Regions from separate parts of the Mus musculus genome. Here region 1 is linked to region 2. The links are chromatin contacts, found by Hi-C in ENCODE. All regions are on one chromosome and are shown on one strand. Each heading gives the region's core, a stretch centred on a gene start or an enhancer-like site at or near the end of the contact. The rest is flanking DNA. Distances are from core to core; before and after follow the strand shown.

What was found. A loop is a pair of places that touch in the nucleus more often than their neighbours do.
Region 1: a map of left cerebral cortex shows a loop between it and region 2 (4-fold over the local background). The contact joins the promoter of Cdc40 here to the enhancer-like site in region 2. A Hi-C loop is called at or near these places in 9 of 37 maps with a recorded cell type or tissue (heart and left cerebral cortex).

Annotation. Positions count from the first base shown.
Region 1 is chr10:40,881,753-40,885,034 of GRCm38, reverse strand. It overlaps Cdc40 (cell division cycle 40), which reads left to right and starts at 1,892. Exons shown (of 15, transcript NM_027879.2): 1 at 1,892-2,148. The coding sequence starts at 1,960. Wasf1 (WAS protein family, member 1) reads right to left here and starts at 1,208. Exons shown (of 9, transcript NM_001379453.1): 1 at 965-1,208.
Region 2 is chr10:40,846,024-40,849,093 of GRCm38, reverse strand. It overlaps Cdc40 (cell division cycle 40), which reads left to right. Exons shown (of 15, transcript NM_027879.2): 7 at 1,031-1,170; 8 at 1,890-1,964. Among named protein-coding and RNA genes, the nearest start is that of Cdc40, 36 kb to the left of the region's middle. Within about 2 kb of position 1,413, at least 1 of the 3 ENCODE cell types and tissues checked has a DNase peak (open chromatin) inside an H3K27ac peak, as active enhancers do; it is left cerebral cortex, where a contact is called at or near this core.

The sequences.
Region 1 (3,282 bases), core at 643-3,142, 35 kb before region 2:
AATGGATGTTTGTACAACTGAACAACTAATAAACTAATCACACCGATTACTGAAAATAAAGACTTAGCTAATGTGAACACCAAGAAAAAAATGTAAATAGAATGTCGGGCACATTTTGTATAGTAAAGGATAGGGTCAGAATGAGTCGAATTAAAGTACCTATTCTAGCTAGGTATTAATTAGTCAGTCACAGGGCAGGTCGTGAATGTTGGGATCCGATGAGCTTTCTTTTCACCATTATTCTAGTTCATCATCCGCAAGTGCTAGAGAAGGTGTCTACGGAAGCTAGGGGGCATGCTGTAGCTAGGGGAAAAGAAAAATGGGAAAGGTGCAATGGATGCTGCATAGTTGAATAATTATCTGGGTGGCACAATGGGCGAGTCCTGCCGACATCAGAGCCCAGCAAGCGTCTCCCTAACTCTGCCCGAGGAACCTCCCCATTTCCAGGCATCAAAAGAGCCAGCACCCTCTCTGCCTTCTCTTCCAAACTGGAATATAAAGGGATGCCCGCACTCGCTTTACCATGGTCGTGCAGAGAGCCGCGGCGCAAAGACCCGCGGCCAGGGCTCGCTTTTCAGAACCGCTGGCACGCCGGGCGAGCCGAGGGCTCCGCGACTGGCTGCAGCCTTCGCCGGCGCCGATGCACAAGGGCGGAGCGGCGGGATCGGAGCCCCGAACCCCGCGCCGCAGGTGAGAGCCGCAGATGCTGCACCCAGAGCAGCCTCGGGCCAGTCCCCGCGCCCGAGATCCCACGCCTCGTCCTCCACGCGCAGCCCGGGCTGCTGGGCGGCGGGCGCGGGGGAGCCCGGGATGGGGGCGGGGGCGGCGCGCCCATCCATCGCCGCCGCTGCAGACCCCGGCTCATCCACACGCCCCTCTCGGCTCGGGTCGGTGGAGAACAGTTCCCTCGTCAGGACCCCGGGAAGAAAAAAAAGGGACAAAATCCTGAGAGACTCGTGCTCACCGCGAAACCGTGGGGGGCTCGCGCCGTACCCCTTCTACATGCTTCGGCGGCTGCCGCCGGTCCGGCTCCGCACTGGGGCGCCACCAGGAGCCCCTCGGGAGCGTCGGGCTGCGGGATGGAAGCCGCGCCGGGCACTGGCTGAGGCGCCGGGCCGCCGGGAATGCCGCCGGGGGCGCCCACTGCTCGCCCGAGCCGCGGTGCGCTCGACGCGCGAGCGAACAACACCGCGAGCAGCCGCTGCCCTGCGCCGCCCCCTCCCCGCGCGACGCTCCACAACCGGGCGCGGGGACCCGCGCCTGCAGCAGGGGGAGCCGCGGGGCGCTCTCCGCCTGGCCTCACGACCTTTCCCCGGAGCTGCACCGGACGGGTCCCAGGTCTCTGAACTTAGGATTCGCACTCTCCCCTCGAACCCTGCAGGGCGTACGGCGGCATGGTGGGAGAATGAGCATCCACCCACTTACCCGTCCGTGGGCAAGAGGACGGCGCTTCCCCCTGTCCTGAGGCTCTGTGGTATTGCCCGATCCGCACTTTGGGGGAGGGGGCCGGAGAGAACGGTGCTGGGCTCGGGAATGAGGGAAGATGACATCCAATTGAATGAAGCATCCTCTTGGGGGCGGGGTCGAAGGCAGGCCCCCTCTGCCGGGCTCCACCTCCTCGCTCCAAACTACATTTCCCATGGTGCCGCGAGCTCCTCGCCGCACTGTACGCCGGGAGTGAAGGTCCTCGAGGCTTCAAACACATCTCAGGACTGGGTCTTTAATCAACGAGGTCCTGAAAGTTACAAATAGTTGTAATCCCTTGTGCTTCTTTAGATAAATGTTTGTGAATCTCAAGTTTTGATACAGTTATCTCAATAATAAAGTTTTTTTCGAGAAGTTATAAATGATTTTTTTTAAAGGAGGTAAATATCGAGTTCCATGACAATCTGACAGGACCTGGGAGACGCTGCTTCTTCCGCCTTGGCCTGGCCTTAGCAGAGAGTATCTGTTGCAGTCATGTCGGCTGCGATTGCAGCTCTAGCTGCTTCGTATGGCTCGGGCTCGGGGTCCGAATCGGATTCGGACAGTGAGGGCAGTCGGTGTCCGCTGCCAGCCGCGGACTCTCTCATGCACTTGACCAAATCGCCTTCAGCCAAGCTCTCTCTGACCGTGGCGGTGGACTCGGCTCCGGAGGTGGCAGTTAAGGTAAGTGTTTTGGACACTAATAAGCTCAGGAACTGCTTTCAGCTCGTCTCGGGTTAGAGGCTGGTCTACCTTGGCGCTGAGAAGTATGTAACTAGCGTTTACATCTCTTCCCACATCCTCCTTGACGATTAGAAGTACGGAGCAGCTCTCCACTAACCCCTGTCCTTCCTATCTCCGTCGGATAAAATTAGTTCAGGAGAGGAGGAAAGTTTGAATTTGTAGACTAAGATGTAGCCTTATTAGATCAGTTATAAGTTCAGAGCATAGATAATATTGGATCAAGACTTTCAAACTAGAATTTGTACCCTCACTAGAAGTGAGCCACGGCCAGGCACTGTTTTGTTTTTGAGGAACTCGGCACGAATCCTGGCTTCACTACTTTCAAATTACACAACGTTCTTTTGTACAGTTGTGCAATGAAGATAGCTGTATAAAAACATATTTATCGGGGGGTTATTGTAAAGATTGAGTGAAATTATATGGTAAAGATTATAGCACAGAGCCGAATATCTATCTAGTGGAAAGCGATACATGTTAGCTATTGTGATTCTTTGTGTTAATACAATGAATGGGAAAAGGACATAAAGTTTAGGAAGTAGCATGCACGAACCCAACCGAGGAAGTTGATAAAGGGGGAAACCCAGTTCTATAGTTCTATAATATAGTTCTCTATGGAGCATGTATTGTTTCCCAGTAACAACAGGATTAAAGCCACAAGGGTCAACCAACCAGAACATCTTTGCTATCATAGTTCATACTGGAATCATTCTCGTGGGTGAAACAACCAATTAAATGTGGACAAATAAAGTAGTTACAGATTGAATTGAACACTGGGTGTCCGGGGGTGGGGGGTGGGGTGGGGATGGGATGGGGTAATAACCACAACAAAGAATAAGGTAGAAGTGTGATTTTTTTTTTGTGTGTGTAGATTGCTCAGACAAATCCTTTCTTAAAAAAATAAAAATAAAAAAATAAAAAGTTGCCAGGCAGTGGTGGCACATGCCTTAATCCCAGCACTTGGGAGGCAGAGGCAGGCAGATTTCTGAGTTCGAGGCCAGCCTGGTACAGAGTGAGTTCCAGGACAGCCAGGACTACACGGGGAAACCTTGTCTCAAAAAACCAAAATAAATAAAT
Region 2 (3,070 bases), core at 164-2,663:
AATGAATGTCCATGGCAGTGAAATCAACGTTCTTATTGATTTTTACATACAAACTAAATCGTGGTTGAATATTTGATACTGTAGGAGGTAGAGAGCATTTTAATGTTTTTTAGACTTGATCAATATTTTGATTTTACAGTCATCACTTCTGAGAACACTACTTCACATGAATGCATAGTACAAAATGGCAGACAAATATTTAGGGCCATTTCAGAAGTTGTTGGAAAACCTGTCCTAATTCTAAGCCACAACTCATTTAGTAATTTTTAATGAAGCTCAAACCAACCACTCAAATAGCAGCTTTTTAAACCAAACAAACACAATCCAAAAGTATACTGCCTAGCTTTGTACATGCTAAGAAATTCAGTAGAAAAGTTGAAAGTCTTTGTTTTCCAAAATGGACCACTATGTGTCCAAAACAACACAAAGCTTTGCACTGCACGAGCACCGCAGCAGTGTGCAGCATATGATAGTCTTAGATCTGCACGGAGGCTTCTGTAAGCAGGGTTGACATTACAGGAGTGCCATCGTGCCAGCCATCTAACATTTTCCGGTAAAGCTTGCCATGAAGAAGGGGAAAGGAAGCCGACAGGTAGAAAGTGGGAAGGTGGAGAAAGGAGCGCTCACACTTGCCTTTGTGTCTCCTTTTTTGGCCTGTTTCACCTCAAATTCTATAACAAGAGACTTGAGAGACGTAAATATTATCTTTTCTTCACTCGTAATTGTATTGCAGTGAAATCTTTGTCACTAAAGTGTGTGGCTGAGTGAGAGAACCGTAGATCTTATTTAAGGTCTCTTACCTCTTGGGTATTTAGAAATTCTTAACCTGCCTTTTAGTGTAGTGATAGAAAGAACTCTGAGAGCATAATTTTAGCCAATTCATGATGTTAACATTTAACCTCACCAGCATGTTATTACCTAAGTTTCAATATGGACAGTAGACCTGAGAATTTGTTACTATTTTAAGAACATAGATTTCATGACTATGGTTTATGTTTATTTATGGCTTTCTTTCAACATTTTGTTTTAGTTAAAGAAATGTATGACTATCAAGGCAGGTCCTACCTTCACATACCTCAGGATGTTGGTGTTAATCTACGGTCATCTGTGCCACCTGAAAAATGTTACCTTCCCAAAAAACAAATTCACGTGTGGTCTGGACACACAAAGGTAAGGCAGTTGAGTGTTGTCATTATGCAAGTCAAAGAGAAGCCAGTTCAGAGCTTCAGCTGCTGACACAGGGCAGGCAGGCAGGCAGGCAGGCAGGCAGAGTAGGAGCATCAGAGTCACGATAAATGTGAGGCAGGCTTTGCAGCTTCCAGTCTTCAAGGCCATCCAGGTTGGCCATGCTGTAAGTTTATGGGTCAGTATCCATCCCCCAGACTGTTGCTTGTCCCTTTCCTGCTGCCATCTGCTTCCTCTTGGCACCACACAGTGCGTAATGGGCAGATGGTACCGAGTCTGCTGCTTAGCCTTGGTCACGTTGCTCTGGTTCCCGGGTTATTACATGTCAAAGAGTAGATGTTCCTTGCTGTCAAATCCAAGGTAAAGTTTAAAATAATGCAGAGTGAGATATTTACAAATGTTAGAGGCTGATATATTTTGTCATCTGCACCGTTCCAGCTGTTAATTTCCACATCTTTGCCAAGAACAGGGAACTACAGAAAAGGGAAAGAAATGGGCCATGGAGCCATTTGACTGTCTCAGCATGAGGAAGTGAGAATCTGAGGCCTTCCCTAGCTTATAGTGTCGAGAGAAGACCTCATACAACCCTGATGAAGGCTAGTCTAGAACATGATGGTTGGAATAAAGAAAAATAGCAAATCAGGTTGCTTGTGATCTACTGTCTCTTGGGTGCTTCGGTTTGAAAATGTGATGCCTTTTTTCAGGGTGTCAGCGCCGTCAGGCTCTTTCCTCTTTCTGGACATTTGTTGCTGTCTTGCTCCATGGACTGTAAAATTAAGGTGAGTTCCCTTCACCCTGAGAATGCTGCAGAGCCAGTGCTTTGGTTAAGTCTGTTTGGTTAATCATAAATAAATTTGTGGTTGTTAGGCAATTAGAGGCTAATTATTTTCTATTAAGCCCTATGGATGTAGCTATTGATGGACTGCTTCCAAACTTGTAGATTCCGACATGGCTCTGTGGTCCAATTGGCTAGACTCTTTTTAAAGCTCAGACAGCTGATTAGGATGTAATCCAATCGCTTTGGCATTGGGCACATAAATATTGAATCAGGAATAATGCATTTTTTATGGAGGTTATGGATATGTAACTGAGTGTTTGTTCCTCAGACTGGCTGAGGAAGAAGAGACTATGATGAAAACCCCACACCTAGAGAGTAGACAGTATAATTTCTTTTATCCTTTCCTTTTGAACACTGGGACACCAACCAGCAGTGCCCTTAGCCGTCTCTGTTCTTGGTGCTCTCAGGAAGCGAGCGCCATCTGAACCTTCCTCCCAGACATAGTGAGGCAGGGAAGCGAGCTATCTCTCTTGTCAACCTGATATGAACAGAGCGTCTTTGAAACCTTAAGTTTTAAAGAATAGTTAGTATCATTGTGTCTCTTCTATGTCCAGATCATTGTGGTGGCTCAATAAATACCAATCCTATAGTATTCTTGTGGCTTGGAAGATCAGATCATTAAGGCTTTATCCTTTTTAAATATTGATGAATACTATCAGTATATAAAGCCGCTGCTTTTTTTGTTTGTTTGTTTGGTTGGTTTTTTTTTTTTTTTTTTTTTGGTTTTTTCGAGACAGGGTTTCTCTGTGCAGTCCTGGCTGTCCTGGAACTCACTCTGTAGACCAGGCTGGCCTCGAACTCAGAAATCTACCTGCCTCTGCCTCCCAAGTGCTGGGATTAAAGGCATGTGCCACCACGCCCGGCAAGCCGTTGCTTTTAATAGGAGCAGCCATTTCAGGCATTTGTGACAGAAATGATTTGTCTCTGATTAAAATGGTTTCTCAGAAAATTTCTAATTTTCTCTAACTTTAACTTTATCCATTAAGTTTACAATCTTCCCTAGGGTCAAGGAACAAAACATAAAGTTGAATATAGCGGACATCTATG